Linked DNA regions of Homo sapiens: region 2 is linked to region 1. The links are chromatin loops, found by intact Hi-C in ENCODE. Cell type or tissue: heart right ventricle. All regions are shown on one strand. Links, peaks and the distances in the headings refer to the core of each region. The heading gives the core; the rest is flanking DNA.

The links. A loop is a pair of places that touch in the nucleus more often than their neighbours do. Peaks named below come from ENCODE experiments on the same cell type or tissue, not always from the same donor. Only the 100,000 strongest peaks of a DNase experiment are listed, where the experiment ranks them.
Region 2: a loop joins it to region 1, with 2.3 times the contacts of the local background. A loop is called at or near these places in 2 of 110 quality-filtered maps.

Annotation. Positions count from the first base shown.
Region 1 is chr16:87,979,212-87,988,033 of GRCh38, reverse strand. BANP (BTG3 associated nuclear protein) reads right to left here. Exons shown (of 14, transcript NM_001386991.1): 3 at 6,907-6,998; 4 at 3,775-3,974. Among named protein-coding and RNA genes, the nearest start is that of BANP, 32 kb to the right of the region's middle. RefSeq lists an enhancer at 4,323-4,915. In heart right ventricle, for the core only: a CTCF peak has its summit at 4,527 (motif pointing left); no DNase peak of the experiment used is centred there; H3K27ac peaks cover 779 bases.
Region 2 is chr16:88,059,914-88,068,735 of GRCh38, reverse strand. It overlaps BANP (BTG3 associated nuclear protein), which reads right to left. Exons shown (of 14, transcript NM_001386991.1): 12 at 3,404-3,469. Among named protein-coding and RNA genes, the nearest start is that of BANP, 110 kb to the right of the region's middle. RefSeq lists enhancers at 2,258-2,933, 3,610-4,285, 5,008-5,776. In heart right ventricle, for the core only: a CTCF peak has its summit at 5,055 (motif pointing right); a DNase peak (open chromatin) is centred at 6,031; H3K27ac peaks cover 1,683 bases.

The sequences.
Region 1 (8,822 bases), core at 300-8,299:
TTCAACTGTTGGCAATTTTTATTTCTAATTTTCAGGACTTGTATGGAAAGATGCCCAGCCTGTACAACATGGCAAAACCTCATCTCTATCAAAAACAAAAATTAGCCAAGCATAGTAGCGTGCACCTACAGTTCCAGCCACTCGGGAGGCTGAGGTGGGAGAATCGCTTGAATCCAGGAGGCAGAGGTTGCAGTGAGCCAAGATTCCACCACTGTACTCCAGCCTGCATCACAGAGTGAGACTGCCTTTTAAAAAGAACTTACATGGAAAGAAATGTCAGACATAATAACATCCTTTTTTTTTTTTTTTTTTTTTTTTTTTGAGTTAGGGTCTCGCTCAGCCTGGAGTGCAGTGGCAGAGTCACAGCTCACCATAGTCTCACCCTCCCAGGCTCAAGCAATCCTCCCACCTCAGCCTCCTAAGAGATTACAGGCGGGTGCCACTGTGCCCAGCTAATTTTTTTTATTTTTTTGTGCAGATGGGGGTCTCACTACGTTGCCCACGCTGGTCTGGAACTCTTGGGTTCAAGTGATCCTTCCATCTTGGCCTTCCAAAGTGCTGGAATTATAGGTGTGAGCCATCGCACCCAGCCTCCTTCTTTAAAAGTCATTCAAATATACCACATTTAAAACTTTACTATGAAAGGAAATCACTCCACTAGGCGTGGTGGCTCACGCCTGTAATCCCAGCACTTTGGGAGGCCGAGGCAGGCAGATCACCTAAGGTCAAGAGTTCAAGACCAGCCTGGCTAATGTGGCGAAACCCTGTCTCTTCTAAAATTACAAAAATTAGCTAGGCGGCGTGGTGCATGCCTGTAATCCCAGCTACTTGGGAGGATGAGGCAGGAGAATTGCTTGAGCCTGGGAGGCAGAGGTTGCAGTGAGCCAAGATCGCGCCACTGCACTCCAGCCTGGGTGGCCGAGCGGAGTCTCAAAAAAAAGGAAACCATTCTTACATTTTCTTGTAATTCTGAATAGGATATATTTTAAATAGGATTTTAAATAGAATATACTTTTATCCTATTTAAAACTATGAGAAAATAGCAGAACGATTCTTCTATTAATCTTAATTTTTACAAATAATGGTTTTATTAGCAATATTAATAATCCCCATGCTGATATACAATAAATATATTCTACAATAGGTTGATTTTGCCTTGCCAATACAGTTCTTTCAAACCGGAAGATCTCACACATCTGGGTTAACTGGATTGTGCATCTGAGTCAGTATTAGGCAACTTTACTCTTATTTCACTGCTTGTTGACAAGTAGACAGACAACCACCGCAGGTCTGTGAATGATATCATTTGCCCCCAGCAGAGGGAAGCATGGGGGATTTCTGCCACGGCAGGTCTGTGACTAACATCACATGTTTTCATGAGCACAGACACTGTTACCCTCAGAAAGCAGGAGGACCCTGGGCCAAAGCAGCCCCAGAGGAGCTCCAGGTCCTCTTCCTCTTATCTTAAACTAGAAACTCAGATGGGAATGAATGCGTGACTTGGCCGAGGTCACCTCAGTGTCTGTCAGGGCAACTGTGACAGTCAGAGGCCCAAGCTCCGCCCTGTGCAGATGGAATCCAAGCAAGGCACCCTCAAGGCCAACCCACTACAGAAACTACACTCCAGCCTTTGGAGTTCTTCACAGAGGAACCTCTCCCCCCATCACACATTGTCAGCGGTGGAATCTAACGACCAATTTTGTCAACGCTTTTCCCAAGTGGTGACAATGACCTGCCCAGCACTGGCACAACGTGACAAGTGACAAGTGACACGTGATGGGCAGCTGTCCGCCAGCACGCAAGGCTCCGGGGACAGGAGAGGTTCGTTCATCCTTGTGTTTAATTCCTTAAAACAGTGGTTCTCAATGCAGGTGCCCAGGGGTGCTTTGAGATCCCGTGGGACATCTTTGGTGGTCAAGATTCAGAGAGTACTGGAATTTGGCAGGCAGAGGTAAGGGAGGTTGAGACGTCCTTCAGTGAGTGAGACAGTCTCACCCAACAAAAACTCTCCACACACATAACTTACAATGAACCAGAGCTTCATGAGTGGAAAACATGCTTCTAACTCTCTGAACTCAGAATCTTACTCTATTCAACATTTACACACAAAACATTTTTGCACAGTCTTACTATGACTTGAATTTTCCATGAATTCAACTATTACAAGTCTAGAAAAAATTATACTTTGCTTTATGTGAAAGTTCATTAGGAACTGCTCACCATTCTGTAATATTCTATCACCAGCTGGGGGCTGAACTCCCAGTGTCACACCTGGGTCCGTCTGCAGGGACTGCCCCCCGGTCACCAGGACGCAACATACCAGGTGGGACGTCCGGCTTTTTCACAGCCAACCATCATCATGTTGAAATGTGTTGTCTTATTACACAATACTATCACATTCATTCTCTATAGCTAGGACAGTCTAATAACTATAAGTTATAAATTACATTTTCTTTTTTTTTGAAACATAAATTATATTTTCTAAGAACTGCATTTTAGGGTAAGAGGACATTACCCCAAAAAACTATCCTAAAAAAAAAGGCATTGGGTCTAACAGCTTTGCACACCTGACCTGGGAGCCCAACAGCGTCCCTGCACAGAGGACACGGTAAACAAACTCCTGCTGGGGGGAGACACGTGAGTGACAGCATTTGTGCAGGGTGAAGGCCCCATCTCAGAGTAACACGTGAACGATCCCCAGCTCCCGCCTGCGAACTGAGATGCCAACTCCACCACCAGCAGCGGAGCTCGGAAGACGGCCGGGTAGCGTTTCCAAAAGCCCCGGCATGCCCGAGAGTTCAAAGAGGCACCACTGCTTCGGCCAGCACAGCAGCCGTCATGTGGAGCTGCCCCCAGACTTCCCACACCCCCTGGCGAGGCCCACAAAGCACCTAACCCAGCGCCAGCCACCAGCACACACGGGCAGCGAGGTCACAACAGTCCCTCCAGGCTTGTTGCGGCTCCCATTCCTCGGCGTCCACATGTCCTCCCCGGCGCCCCCGCTGCCGTCCCACCATTCTCTCTCCTCCCAGACACACCGGGCAGAAGGCTACAGCCAGGCCAGGGAACCTGAAGTGAGTAGCGCTCAGTCAAAAGGCCCCTCGTCAAGCACAAAGCCGTGCCGTGTCCACTGCCTCAAGCAGGACTTCTTTCTGGCCAGGCGTGGGGAAGGCTAGCGACACCAGAGCCTGCGCTTCAGCACGAGCTGTCGGCTGGAATATCTGACAGGAAGCCTCGGATGAGTGGACACCAAGCAGGTCCGAGACTTTCTAAGACATCATAAAGGTTCTACTCAAACAGTTTGCAAACTACCACACAGCTTTCTAAGATTAGACTCATTAGACTCTACTTTTTAAAAATAAGCAAAATAAAAACTGCAGACTTGAATGAAAAGTTTGATATATTCATGTGAAATGTATAAACACCACATACGAAGAAAAACATATGTAAAGACTAGCCAGGTAGAGTAGGAAAAAGGAAAGAAGCACATGTACATTTTCTAAGATCTGGTGGGTTAGTTCCAAAGAAAAGGTGCATGGGTCGGCTTTATGTGGAAAGGAAACGTGAGGATGACTTCAGGTCATCCTGGCAGGATGCCATGTGTTCGGTTTCGGTCTAACTAAAAGTCAGCTTTAGTTAGAAACTGCTGAGACTGCTGAGGCAGACACCGCGCATCTCCAGCAAACTGAGCCACTAAGCTGCGGGCCTGGGCGAGGAGGTGACGCGCTTCTCCCCAAGTGACCTGAAGGCCCCGGCACCCTGGTCTGTTCTTACCATCGCACTTTGTTGCACGTCTGGGTTGCCCCGAGAGGGGAGCCGGCCACCATGGGGACCTGGATGGGGCTGTGCTGCTTGTTCGTGACCAGATCCAGCTTTTCTTCTAAGGATTTACAAGTAGCCTCCAGGGCTTGCAATTTGGCTTCAATGCTATCCAACCGCAAGCAGATTGTCTGGTTGATGGAATACAGGAATGACTGGAAGTGAAAAAAGACCGGCTTTAGGAAGGGTCTCCTGAACTGTAAGAAGACAACCCCAAGAAACACCAAACAGCTATTTCCTGATCTCAACTCTATCTATTCAGACAGAACAATCCCCACACTGGAAATAGCCCGTGAGCTATGAGCCAGAAACATGTGAGTAACACGTCCACATTTTACACACGAGTCACACGTCCTGTTTCAAATGTGATGATTTAGTCATGGTTTCACTTCTACGTGCAGTTGCAATTCTTGGTTAAGCCCATTTAATTTTAAAAATGTACTTTAATATGTTATTATTAATCAGTAAATTTACACATAAAACTAGTCAAATCTTCTCAACAATAAAAACAGATTACACCTAACATCGACACAGCATAAAAGCCACAGGCCACGCACATTCGCCTCACAGCCCGCTGCCTAATGGGAAAAGGTGACGGGACCCCCTGTGGCCCTGACTTGGGATTTGGTCCTGAGGCTCCCGTGGGGCTCTTGAGCGGCAAGCTTGCCACCTAGTGGTTGGCAAAGCCGGGCTCCACGTCTGACCTTTCCGGCTGAGTCTCCTCCGGATTCCTAACTCCAAGTAACCAGTGAGCAGTCACGTGCCGGACCCCAAACCCAAGAAACAGAGAAACACACAAACCAGAAAGGGAAGAATTTCATTTCCCCAGCTGCCGTCCCAGCCAGGAGCCACCATGAGCACACGTGGAAACGTGTTAATCACACAGGAATTGCACTGTGCAAAAGAGACACCCTCCACCAGGTCTCACCAGCAGACAGAAGGACACTCCTTCAGGTCTAGGGAGGGACAGGTTGGGGGAGCGCCCACCAGCCCTGCTTAGTACTCAGGAAGGCTGGCACCTGCCTTAAGAATCAACAGCTGAAAACAGCACAGAATTCGTGTTTCGTCTTTTCTCTCTCCTTTCCTGCCCATGACCTAAAGAGCGTGGGGTCCAAAGTGTGCACATCAGAAGGAAGGGGGAGGTAGGCTCGAGACAGCAGGGGTGGCACTGAGGCAGCCACTGAGAGCGGGCCGTGGAGCTCGCAGCACAGGGGAGCGGGAGGCCGGCCCACATTGACAGGGGAGCGGGAGGCCGGCCCACATTGGAGCCGGAACGGCTTTCCCAATAACTGCAGCTGACCTACAACACTGCTTATGCCCACTCTCCTTTCTGATCTCAAGGGAATCTGCAGAATATCAAAACTGCAGTGATATCATACATCATGTAGCTGGCATGGAAACCTGGCGTACACAGTGGCAGGGACAGCCCTGCAGGAGGGAAAATCCACATATTGCCCAACAACTCGCCTTTTCTCAGGTCACCACCTCTCCTGGCAAGATTCACCACTGGGCGCTGATATAGACAGGAGCTAAAGAAACCAACTGAAACTCACCCTCCCTGACTGACTACTCTCTGTTGAAGGCGCGTGTGAGAGAGGGAAGGAGCCACGGCGTCAGGTGGACTCAAGCCCACGTGATGACACTCAATCAGCTTACCTACAAAGGAGGCACGGTCCCTGGCATGACAAACATGCATCGTCGTGAAAAGCAACAATAGGTGGCTGAATCCCTGAATGGCCACTGATAACGCCGCTATTTTCAACAACCGGAGAACATCAAATGTTTGGCTCTCAAATTCTTTACACAGTACACCCATGTTATTTTAATTCTGAATTACAAATGATTCTGCCTGGGGTTTTGGGAAAAATCACTCTTATATACCAATAAAACAACCTAGAGCCACGCACACGACTCTACGCAAGTCACATTCAACCGGGGGCCCACCCTCTTCTCAACAGTGGGACAAGGAGGAAGGCAGGGCCACTCCCGTGCCCACTTTATACATTTCTGTTCTATGTGCAACAGATGTGTGTTCTGTGATAAAATCAGAGCTGCGTTTTATTTAGGGAATGATAACGCAGTGTTTACTAACAGAGCCACATCCTATCCATTGGTTGGAAACAGGCATTTTACAGTCAATTTATTTGTAAGTTTTTCGTACACATTTACACTGCTTCTCCTTGTTAACAAAACAAATTAAATATTACCAAATAGACACCCTGTGTAAGTAGAAGAATTATATGAAAAGTGACTTTGGTTTTGTGTTGCTCTCATAACCTTCTCACATGTGCCGATATTTACCTCGGTGACTCTGCAAACACTGGAACCAACCAAGCAAATTCAAAGATCCAAAAATAATTCACTGAATGAGCAGTTCCCAAGAACCCCATCTAGTAAACTTTAGAATCTAAGTGACTTAAATGGCAGACACAGAAGTCATTCATCACTGGTAGAAACTTCACTTTCCTTCCATCCAAAATGGGCCTGCAGGTGTGTGGGAAGATGCCTCCTTCAGCAGCATCTCAAGGTAAACAATTCTTACTCTTTGTGCTCTTCAAGAGAAAAAATGGCTCACACTCTTCTGTAGCGGGCTGCCTGGTGATATAGCCACATCCTAAAGTGATATACCCACATCCTAACCGCCAGAACCTACCCATGTGGTCTCTTTGGAAACTGTGCAGATGTAATTTAGAAACTCTTTGGGTCTGTGTAGATGTAATTTAGTCAATGAGATCAACCTGGATTAGGGTGGGCCTTAAATCCAATGACAAGTCCTTACTAGAGGAGAGAAGGGGAAACAGTCACAGACACACAGAGGCGGCCGCAACATGAAGAGGAAGGCAGAGCTGGAAGGAGCCCCACAAGCTGAGGCAGGGCCGGAGCCACTAGAAGCTGGAAGAGGCAGGAAGGATCCACCTTCTAGAACCTTTGGAGGGAGCGAGACCCTGCCTGCATCTTGATTTTGGATCTCTGGCCTCCACAGCTGAGAGGCTACATTTTGAAGCCATCCCATTGATGGTGATTTGTTATAGCAGCCCTTGAAATCTGCAACGCACTACACACCACAGAACAGAGTCAGATTTTTACCTTTATAGATGGATCCTGGCAATTGATTTCTAGTCGCTGGCGTTTCAAAGCAGGTTCGTCTTCATCTGTCACTACATGATTCTCCAAAACAACTGAAATCAGTGACAGAGAAAAAAAATGTTTAACATGAAAAGTTTTACAGAATTATTTTAACATTAAGATAGTAAACAGTGCTGACACCTTAAGGTTGAAGGAGAAACAGCAGAACCTATCTCATATTTCACCTTTTTAAACTTATTCTCAGTCAGGCAGAAAAACAGGATAACTCCTTAATCCCAAGAAAAGCCCAGACACTGGGCAATTAATGTGCCACTGAGTCAGTCCTAACTCCAAACCTGCAAGCTTCTGACTTCTGACTCCATGCTCTGCGGGGCTGCCCTGTTTGGTTTGAGAAAACCCACGATAAAACCCAATCAATAATAATGATTTCTTCCCAACTTTAAAATAAAGTTTTATCTGTTGGTCACCTCATTCCAAAATCAAAGCCACCCTATCTGCAGGTCCAGAACTAAAAGGGGAAAAAATACACTGAATATCACATTGCCATAGGTGCTGATAATCAAAACAGTGTCAATCTTAACACACTAAGTGACAGAACCCCGACCCTCCCAGGCACAGCTGAGACCAGCTGCCCCCATCACACAGCAAGCGTCAGGTGATCGTCACGGCTTCCCGCAGGATAAGCAACTCGGCCCCAGCTCAGGGCAGCCACAGTGTGGTCCCAACCTCCTTCCTTTTCTCTAAAACTGATTACAAAAACAACGTCAAAGATAACCTCAAAATCAAAGACCAAAATCGGCCACAATTGCCTCATCTCTGCAAATCACATTTCTATCTGTCTGTGACCCTTCTAGTCCTTTTCCTTAGACCTAGTCAATTTTTTAAAATTTACACATTTGCAGTTATAGATAGAAGTTCAAGGTCAACAGTTCTTGTTAAAGATTGTACATTGTGTCATGAGTGTTTTTTCTTCTCATTTCCTTGCCTGAAATGACAGTGTGAACTGTCTAGTGCACTCCTACCGTGCTCTACTCTACATGCTCACACATTGAGATAAACAAACGGCATACATGTGGGAGGTGCGAGACCATCTGCCTCATCAACAGGTTTGTCTGCAGCCTTCCTCTTCACTGAGCAACAAATATGGACTCTGGGTTAATATTAATCGTTTTGTTTGGTTTTTGTTTTTGTTTTTTAAGAGATGAGGTCTTGCTATGTCACCCAGGCTGGACTCAAATTCCTGTACTCAAGGGACCCCCCACCTCAGCCCAAGTAGCTGGGACTATCCAGGTTAATAGGTTTAAGTTTTTAACAGTAATACCAGTGTGTGACTATTTACAAAAATGAATGCCAGTATATAAGAATAGATATTATATACGTGCATACATATGAGCATGCGTATTGTAACACTTCTGATAGAAAAAAATCAGAAATCTGAATGCTGGCCGCTGGGAATGCCCTTCAGCACATGCACACCTTGGCACACCATCTGCTTTCAAGGGCACCAACACCACAGCCAAGCAGGATGACCTCACTGTGGCCAGATGACACCTGCCCCGCTCTGCTGGTGCTGTGCCCCAGCCCTTCCCATACTGCCAACCCTCCAGCCACCTCCACCAGGGAAATCTAACAACCTTCTGTCCAGCCCCACTCAAATGCCGCCTAGTTCGGGAAGCCGTTCCTGGAAGGGCCTCAACTCACACCGGTTTATACTGTGACACCAACAAGGTCACAGCACCCACCCCACAGCAGACCACCCTCCCAGCACCTTACACACAAGGCTGCCCACCGATGTGGGTGAAGCACTCCTGGCTGGCATTCAGATTCTCCAGGTGCTAGAGGAAAGCCAAGTGCACAGGCCTCTCTGGTCCCTGCCTCCACCTCCACCAAAGCAACTCCCCTCAGACGTGTTACAT
Region 2 (8,822 bases), core at 388-8,387, 81 kb before region 1:
GGGAGGAGTTCTGCACTCAGTTCCACCACGCGCCCAGGCAGTCACTCTGTCCTGGGTGGATCCGCAGCCACCCACGTTCCTGCCACAGACCCCGAGCTGGCGCCCACTGGAGGAGGCAGCCAGCACCCGCACCAGTGGGCTCTTCTGTGAGGCCCTGCACAAACTGCGTTTCCCACTCATCACAGCACAGGCACACTCCTGGCCCCGAGAAAGTTCCGGGAAAAATATCCTCAGGGGCTGTCCCAGAGGTGTCTCAGGGCTGTGAATAAAGCAAGCTGCCTGAACCAGCGTTTCTCAACTATTCCCACCAGGCCGAGGCCTTGAAAACTCCTGAACACCAGGCAATGGTCTGCGCGGTGCAGGGACTTGACTGGTAACTCCCAAGCGCCTGCCCACCTGCCTGCACTCCACGACAGCACAGGGACCCTGGCGCACGCCCAAGGTTCACGCCAACCAGGTGACCGCCAGGAAACCCAAGCCTGGGGCGAGCAGCAGAGGAGCACACGGTAAGCCCGCACCTCCTCCATCCCCAGCTCTCAGGAGCCCGTGCCACACAGCCGGAGCTCTGCAGGGGCCACAGGTGGGACGAGTGCACGACGCTTTCCACCTCGGGCACCTCTGTCGGACACCCAGCTCTGAACTACGTGTGAAAATGGAAACGAAGTGCGTGGCCACACGCAGAGCAGTGCCACTCCAAGCACCTCCTCATCACACACGTGGCGTGTCACGGACTGACGACACAAGGAGGCAGACAGTGGGGGGAGGGCGGGTCTGTTGGGGACGGAGGGGGCATTGACACAGTGGATGCTACGGGGAGGCCCCGTGCAACGTGTAACTGCGGGAAGGCAAGGCTCAGCCGGGAGCATCGTCAGGGTTCCCTCATCTCAGGGTGTAACCATGCAGGAACAATGGAGTGGGGAGATTGACAGGTTGAGTGGAGACCTGGGGTTTACCCTGGGGTGGAGCAGGGCGAGGTCAGTGAAAGGGTGGAGGACCAGGACTGGGGCAGCCGGCCGTCCAGGGCAGGGGTGGCCAGAGCATGGCAGGGTGAGCGCCGTGGGGTGCAGGGGGGGCTGGGCACTGGGGAGCGGCTCTGAATGGGAGTGGCAGCAGCTGACCCCCTTAGATTTGGAAATAGTGCCAAGGAAAAAAAAGGACTCTGAAACTCTGGCATAAAATACCCATAAAGTATCTCAAATCAGGTTTGAGCGGTGGCAGTGCAGCAGGTGAGGTGGGGCCGGCCTAGAGCCCCTCAGGACAAGCCCCTGGGTCCCGTCTCAGGGCGGGGGCACGCAGCAGGGTGCAGGGTCACAGCCTGGTTCCAGCTCGAGTCTCCTCCCTGAGGGAGGCCCCGGCGCAGATGTGGTGTAGGTGGGAACCATGCAGCATGGGGCATGGGGCGAGACACCTGGGTGACACTGGCTGGGGGCTGAGAGGCCAAACAACTGTGGCGCCCCACACCCAGCCCAGCGGCTCTGACCCCCTCAGCCCCATGAGACCAGCCACACAAGCCAGTCGGCCACTCCACTGGCACCAAAGCAAAGAACACACTGAGTGGCAGGCGGCACAGAGCTGCAAAGGGTCAAAGGTCAGCGGCTTCACCTTCCCCCACACACCTGGGCCCTAGGATCCCGCCACGTGCTGTGTGTCCAACACCAATTAATAAAAAAGAGAGCGAGTGTGCATTCCTATAACTGGGTTTCTAGGCGAGTTCAAAACAGTAATAAAATAATTTGCCTGGTACCTCCATCCAAAAATGTCTAGGCCGCTGTGGCAATGTGCCCCGGCCGATGGCTCTGACCTCTGCCTAGCAGAGTCACCCAGCCTCGCACAGCCACTGACAGCGCCACTGCCTCCCCTCTGCCCTGGGAGACCCTCAAGTCTCCCAAGGGAGCACGAGAGGGAGCGCCCGCACCGCTGGGAGCGGCGTTTTGAAGGCTGATGGCAAAGACACACACAGGCAATGTAGGCAAGGTTTGGCACCTTTCTGGGGGAAAAAAAAACTGAACAAAATGATTCAATGTTTTCAGTTTTTCAAGAATCTATCAACAGAAACTTCTAGTTTCCTCCTTGATTTATGGGTTAGGATTTTCTCATTTCTGCCTCAAAACTACATTTTTCCAGGCAATGTGGTTTTACTTTTTGTGAACAACACAGCTCAGCTGAAAATAAACAGAATTTTAGGCAAAAGGAGCAGGAGGCACTTGTTTTTGGGAACAGAGGCCACAGTGTCAGACACCGAGTCGAAGCTGGGTTCCTTCGAGCTCCTTCTGGCTGTGGGTGTGGCCGAGGCCCTTCACCAGGTGGCCAGGCCCGCAGTACCCAGCAATCCATAAGGCAGCAGCAGCGCCACAGAGAGAAACGACACCAAACTCCCGAGTTTCACTCAAAGTAAAATTACCGCCTGCTGGTAATGTCAGCCTCAGGGGTGAGGAATTTTCCCTGGACATTCACTTCCTGTTAATACATTTATTGGGCAGTTCAGTTCCACGTTGGTGAACCTCATCTCAGAGTCTTAAAAGCTGTGTACCTGAGGGATCCCCTGGCAGGGGACCCCTTCATGAGGAAAGGCTCTTTGGAGCCCTCGGTGCTCTAAGGAACGTGTCTGGGAGAAGCCCCGTCTGCCCTGAGGCCGCCTCGCATGGGCACAGCTCGCCCTGCACCTGCCGCAGTAGTGGGACGACAGAGGCTGCTCGGACGCTATCCCAGGCTCGTAAAAGCCACAGGCGCAGGTGCACACCCTCTCCCGTGCTCCCATCCCCACCAAGAATCCTAAGCTGGGCAGTGGGCCCAGGAGGGACAGGAAGGAGGTGGAAGGCAAGCATGGCTGGGGCCCTCCCAGAGGGGAGCTGCTCCGCTGGGGACACTGTGGGGCTGGGATCCTGTGGGCCTCCCGGGATCAGGGTGCCCTTCCATACTCGCTTTCCTTGTGCTCTACCTGAGCAAGCATGCAACCTGGTCCTGCCACCAGCCCAGTTCCCCTGAATAAAAACAAAAGCAGAGCCGGTCCCTGCTCTCCTCCCTCCTAGGTTGACCAGTTCAGCCTGAGGGAACCATCACCACTTGTGCCATCAGTTTTCTGAACAAAAGATGGCGAGAAATTCTTCCCCCGTTCCTGTTGTGTCTTCAGAAAGCACCTGGCAAGCGCGTCTCACCCCAGCTCGCTGTGCTGGGCAGAGCTACCCACCCCACAAAGACACCCAGGTCCCAATCCCTGGGCCCTGTTTAGGTGTTACTTTACATGGGCAAAGGGATCTCACAGATGTGGCTCAACTGATCACCCTCACGTGGTGAGATGACCCTGGATGGCCAGGTGGGCCCAGTGTCATCGCGGGGGTCTTTAAAAGCAGAGACTCCTCCCAGCCACAGAGGGTGGGAGAGATGGGATGTACAAAGGACTCACCTGGCCACTGCTGGCTTTGAAGACGGATGGGGCCAGGAGGCAGGGGATGCGGGTGGCCTCTAGAAGCTGGAAAAGGCAAGAAAACGAATTTTCCCCTGGAGCCTCCAGAAGGACCAACCCTGCCTTGCTTTCAGCCCACTGAGACCCAGGATGGGCTTCTGCCCTCCGGTAAAGCCACGGGGTCTGTGGTCGTTTGTTATGGCAGCCACAGGAGCCTCCAGCCAGGTCCCCAAAGGGCTCTTTATTAAAACATCAAATTCCCAAACAGCAAAAACAACAGAAACAAAAGGCCTGGCAGTCCGTGCCTTCAGGGCGGGCTGGCAGCTGCAGGGAGAGCAACCGCTTTTTTCCATTAGAAAGAGTTTGTACTGTAGGAGTTTTTAAAAGCCAAAACAAAATTGGAGGAGAAAAAAAATGAAATGTCCTCTATGACTCGTGTTCCCCTGGAGGCCACTGGGCTCTAGCCACCTCCCAGGGCCTCCTGACAGCCTGAAGGCCACGGCCCTCAGAAGCTGAGGGGTCCTGGCTGTCTCCTATCCCAGCCAGAGGAGTGCCCTGCGGGCAAGAGCGGCAGCACCCCCAACCGCATGAAGGCACCAGGCTCCCATCTGGCACTGCCAGCCATGAGAGCTCCACAGGAGCCTCTTGTGTCTGGCAAAAGCGTTGTTGTTTTTTAAGGGAGGAAGGCATGTCCAGGAGGGGTCCCCAGGCCTCCTCGGGGAGTGCCACGTGGTGCCACACAGGCGCCCAGCCTGGCGATGCCCTCTCCTCGGCAAACCCTCAGCCAACCCGATGCTGGCCTGGACGCCTAGCCGCATCCTGGGAGCATCTGTCCGTGGGAGGCAGGTGGGTTGTTTTGCTCATTCAAGGCCCACTCATTTCTTGGACCCTAAGTGAATGCGCACATCTGTCCTCCAAATAAAAGCCACTCTCCCAGCTCCATGATGCCACCACTGCTTCCAAGCATGCTAAGGGAGAGGAACCCACTGTCCCTGACCACAGGTGACCACAGGGCAAGGGTGCAAGGGACGCACAGGGTGCTGGGAGCGCTGCCACGGAGGCAGGCCCCGCCGTGGACGCACAACTGCCTCAACATCCACCGCCTCGCTGTCCACTCTCCCCCCCTGCTCCCCTGCGCCTCTCAAGCCCCCGACACCTCCTGCCCCAGCCTCGTGCTCTGCCGTCTCTGAAGAGAGCCCCCTGACCCTGGTCCCCCAGCGCCGGTGCCTGCTTGTGGTTGGCCCCCACACCTTGTTCCAAGGCAGCAACAATGTCTGTGCCTTTGTTCCCCACAAAAGCCCCGGTACCTCTTTCTTCGAATCTTAAGTGTACATTAAGTGTTTCGCTCATTTCTAAAAAACTTATCAAAACAAAATCAATGTAGAAACATTTGAAAGTCATGACTTTTCAAATGCATTCCCAGTTGAGAACATTTTCTACTTTTATTTTCATTCACCACTTGGGTATGCCTACCTTCATGGTTATTGTAAAGCTGCAAAGTTAGATTCTGAGGTTTCTGACACTGTAATTCTTCCAGTGTAATGAGCTGCACAGATCATGTGAGAAGTCTTGTCACTGGCAATGCTGGCAGAAACAACATCACGGTCAGGATGCCATGACGTGCCTTCCACAGCCAGAGGAGGGCAGAACCCTCTTGGAGATCAGCAACACGGCTTCCCAAGTCTCATTAAGAACAGCTGTGATCGGATCTGAAACTCGTCTATCAAGGGATCTTTTAAAATGTGAAGTGATTACAAAATCATCACAGGAGCTTGTGCACAGAAGGCGAGATCAGAAATGACCAGCGGTCACCCCACAGACGGGCTGAGAGTCCAGGCTGGGAGGGGACTCACTTTCTCTATGGACCTGGTGGATTGTTTCATATGTTTGCCATATGTGGATTTCATAATGAAACACTGAATTCCTATTAACTAAGCAAGGGCGCTGAGCCGGGCCACGTGGAAGGGCAGGGAGGACCACAACGACAACACAACTCCTCCTTCTGGGACCAGCTCCCAGGCCAGGGCAGAAAGCATCCACACCGGGGAGGGGAGGGGAGGGCTGAGAGGCGAAAGCCGAGGCACTGGGCCTAGAAATAAGGGAACCGGGGTCAGCAGATACCACAAGGGCAACGCCGTGAAACACGCAGAAATGAAGGCACAGCGTGCTCTGAGAACAGTCACACAGAAGGCCGCGGTGCGCCCTCCGCTTGGCTGCGCTGCTGCAGGCTGAGGGCACCTCCATGCACGGCGCAGCCTCTTAAAACACACAGGAGGCTGAGATATAGTTTGTGGATTTGGGCTTGATTTGAAATTGGTGATGAGGACAACTCAGCAGTCAGATCTTAAACGTGAAGCAGCAAAAATGAGGTCACGCCAGGGTCCCTACAGAGCGCTGCACGCCCCAAGATGAGCGCCCTGGGATCTGTGCAGTTGATGCTGCTGCCGGTAGGATGGAGCCCTGTGATGAAAAGAACCCCAAGTCTGATGCAGGCCTTCAGGGGTAGAGCAGGCTGGGCCGAATTCCGACTTAGTGCCCAACAATGAATGTGCAATCCCTTCTTTCCTCTCCCTGCCGGCTTTATGTCTGGAGCAGGGCCCCAGTCTGAGGCATTTCCAAACCAGCTCTGGAATGCAGAAGCCGCTCATTGGAACGGACGGTGTCCTGGCTTCCAGGCTCCAGGGACACTGGCCTGCGGCTGAACTTGAAGCGGACTTCCCAAAGGGCAGCACCTCGTCATCTCAAGAGAGGCTTGGTTGGGGACAGTGGTTGGGGACAGGGCTGGAGACACGTGCTACTTTCCCAGCTCCATTCAGAGGGTTTTCCCCTGAACATTTTTGAAACAGAGCCAGTTGTTTTCAGATAAAAGAAAGCGGCAGAAGGTAGAAATGGGAGCAGCCGACTGAGGGAACCCCGGCCTAAAGGCACTGCATTTTGAGCACACACATCTGGTTTCCTCTATCTACTGAGAATGCAGAAATTCTGTGTAATGTCCAACTGAGATCATGCTAAACTGCTGTAAATCTAAGGTCAACGCAAGAAGCCCAAGGACTTCTCAGTACTATTTAGATACAAAATCCTGAATCTAACCAAGAATCCACTCAGGTGCAACGCAAAACCAAACAAAAGAACCCCACCCCCCATGCCTTTAAAAGATACACTCTGAACACTGCTGAAGTGTGTGGACAGAAACGAGGATGAAACCACTAATCCACAGGTGTGCTGGAAAAGCCAAGAAGTCCTTTGTTTTTGTCATTCAGCTTTGAATCCAACTTGTTAAGGTATGAGGGCTGAGACTGTAACCAAGGTGCCTTTTTCAAATCTAGATGTTCACTTCAAAGAAGCTTCCTCATACTAGAAAAATGAGGTGCTCAGGCTGGGCGTGGTGGCTCATGCCTGCAGTCCTAGCACTTTGGGAGGCCGAGGCGGGCTGGTCACCTGAGGTTGGGAGACCAGCCTGACCAACATGGAGAAATCCCGTCTCCATTAAAAATACAAAATTAGCCGGGCATGGTGGTGCGTGCCTGTAATCCCAGCTACTCAGGAGGCTGAGGCAGGAGAATTGCTTGAACCCAGGAGGCAGAGGTTGCGGTGAGCCGAGATCGTGCCATTGCACTCCAGCCTGGGCAACAAAAGCAAAAACTCCGTCTCAAAAAAAAAAAGAAAGAAAAATGAGGTGCTCAGAGAAAGAGGCTCATCCCAGTGATGCCCCCAACTGGCCTAAAATCTTTCTCCTACGTTCCTACAAGAAATGCCGAAAGGCCACATCCTCATTCTTAAGCCTTTAAACCCACTGATGGGAATACTAACACGTGCCCTTAAATTCCATTTCTAATGCTTTTCACAAACCAAATCACCCATTAGTGGATGGTCAGAAACAGAGCACACACAGCAGGCCAGCGCAGGCAAATGCAGAAACCTGCTTCTCCTGGAGAAAAAGAAACAGCACACACAAGCTTCTTGCAGACCTCAGGGTTTAAGTCAACTGATCCAACGTTTTAGACAATCGTCCTTCAGGCCAAAAAAGGCTAAGTTTCAAAGCTAACAGGCTAAGAGCTATAAGGCAGATTTACAGCCCAGAGCGATGGCAAGATGCCCCGGGAGACCCCACATTCACACAAAGGTGCCTTGTGGCAAGCGGTAGGCACAGCAGTCTCCACAGTGCTCTGCGGCTGGCTCCAGCGTTTCAGCATGAACCTCAATCAAGCACAGCCTTGGGAGAAGGCAACACAAAGGCTAAAAACTCGAAGGAAGGGAAGTGGAGGCCTGCGGGTGCTTGCCGCCCACCCCCCCTTCCAGCAGGGCGGCGCTCCTGGGAGTGACCTTAACCATGTGTGTGTCTTGGGGTCTTCTGACTCACTGGGGCAGGGTGGGGGACGTTTAAGAACACAACCAAAGTCACCCCGAGGCCTGTGGCGCTCCCCCATGGACCACAGGCCTCTGGCTTCTGGATGGTGAGAGGGAGGGTGGGCGGGCAGGGGACGACGAAGAGTGGGAAGAAAATAAGGATGTATCTGCATGACGCGTGCACAAGCCTGCCATCACCGTGGCGCTGCTCAGGTGTCCCCAGGAAAGGGAGAAGGGCAGGTCGGGGAGCCCGGCCGGGCTGCCATCCAATTTCACACCTCGAGGGGCTGAGATGCCAGCCCAGAGCTGACGGTGAGAAGAGCCTCTCGCTCCCCACAGAAAGAGGCCACCTCCACGTGCCTCCACGCACCCTCCAGATGGCACCGTTCTCGTGGCTCTGGTCATTTCTTTAACTTGGAAAACTTACTGTATGGCACAAAAAATACGTTTGAATCCACCGTGAGAGGGCAAAAGAACGAACTTCTAAAAACATGTGCTCCAACGTTCCCACTAAGCTCACTTCAGTCGGAAGCCTCCACACAGGATCACTCGCGTGTCCAACGTCAGCTGATCTCCCTCCTAATCGTGATGGAAAAACGTGGCTTTTAAACAGAGGGTGGGCCAGCCTTTCCAATCTCAGCCCCACACTGACCATCCAAGTGGAGGAGTGACCAGCAGGCCAGGCCAGGCTGGGGAGACCCAGAGAGACCCCTCGTCAGGTGGGCTCTGCCCGGAGGGCAACGCACGGCGGTCTCTGCACACACCTCAAACTACGTTATGCTTAGAAACATACGGCCTTGCCACTCGTGCCGACAGGTGGTTGCTATGTGCTGGTGGCTAAGAGCACCTTTGCACACTTCTCACACAAGCCGCTCACACTTCGGCACCTTCGGCCACAGCAGAGCACCCCCAACTTGGGTAAGTCAGAGCACCTGCCATCTTCAGAGGAAGGCCCAGAGACAGACAGCTGCGCCAAGCCAGTCTCACCACACACTACACGGAGAACCCCACCTGTGCCAACCTCAGCCCTCCTGGGGTGTGTGTGTGCAGGTCTGGGGCCTAAATGTGACCC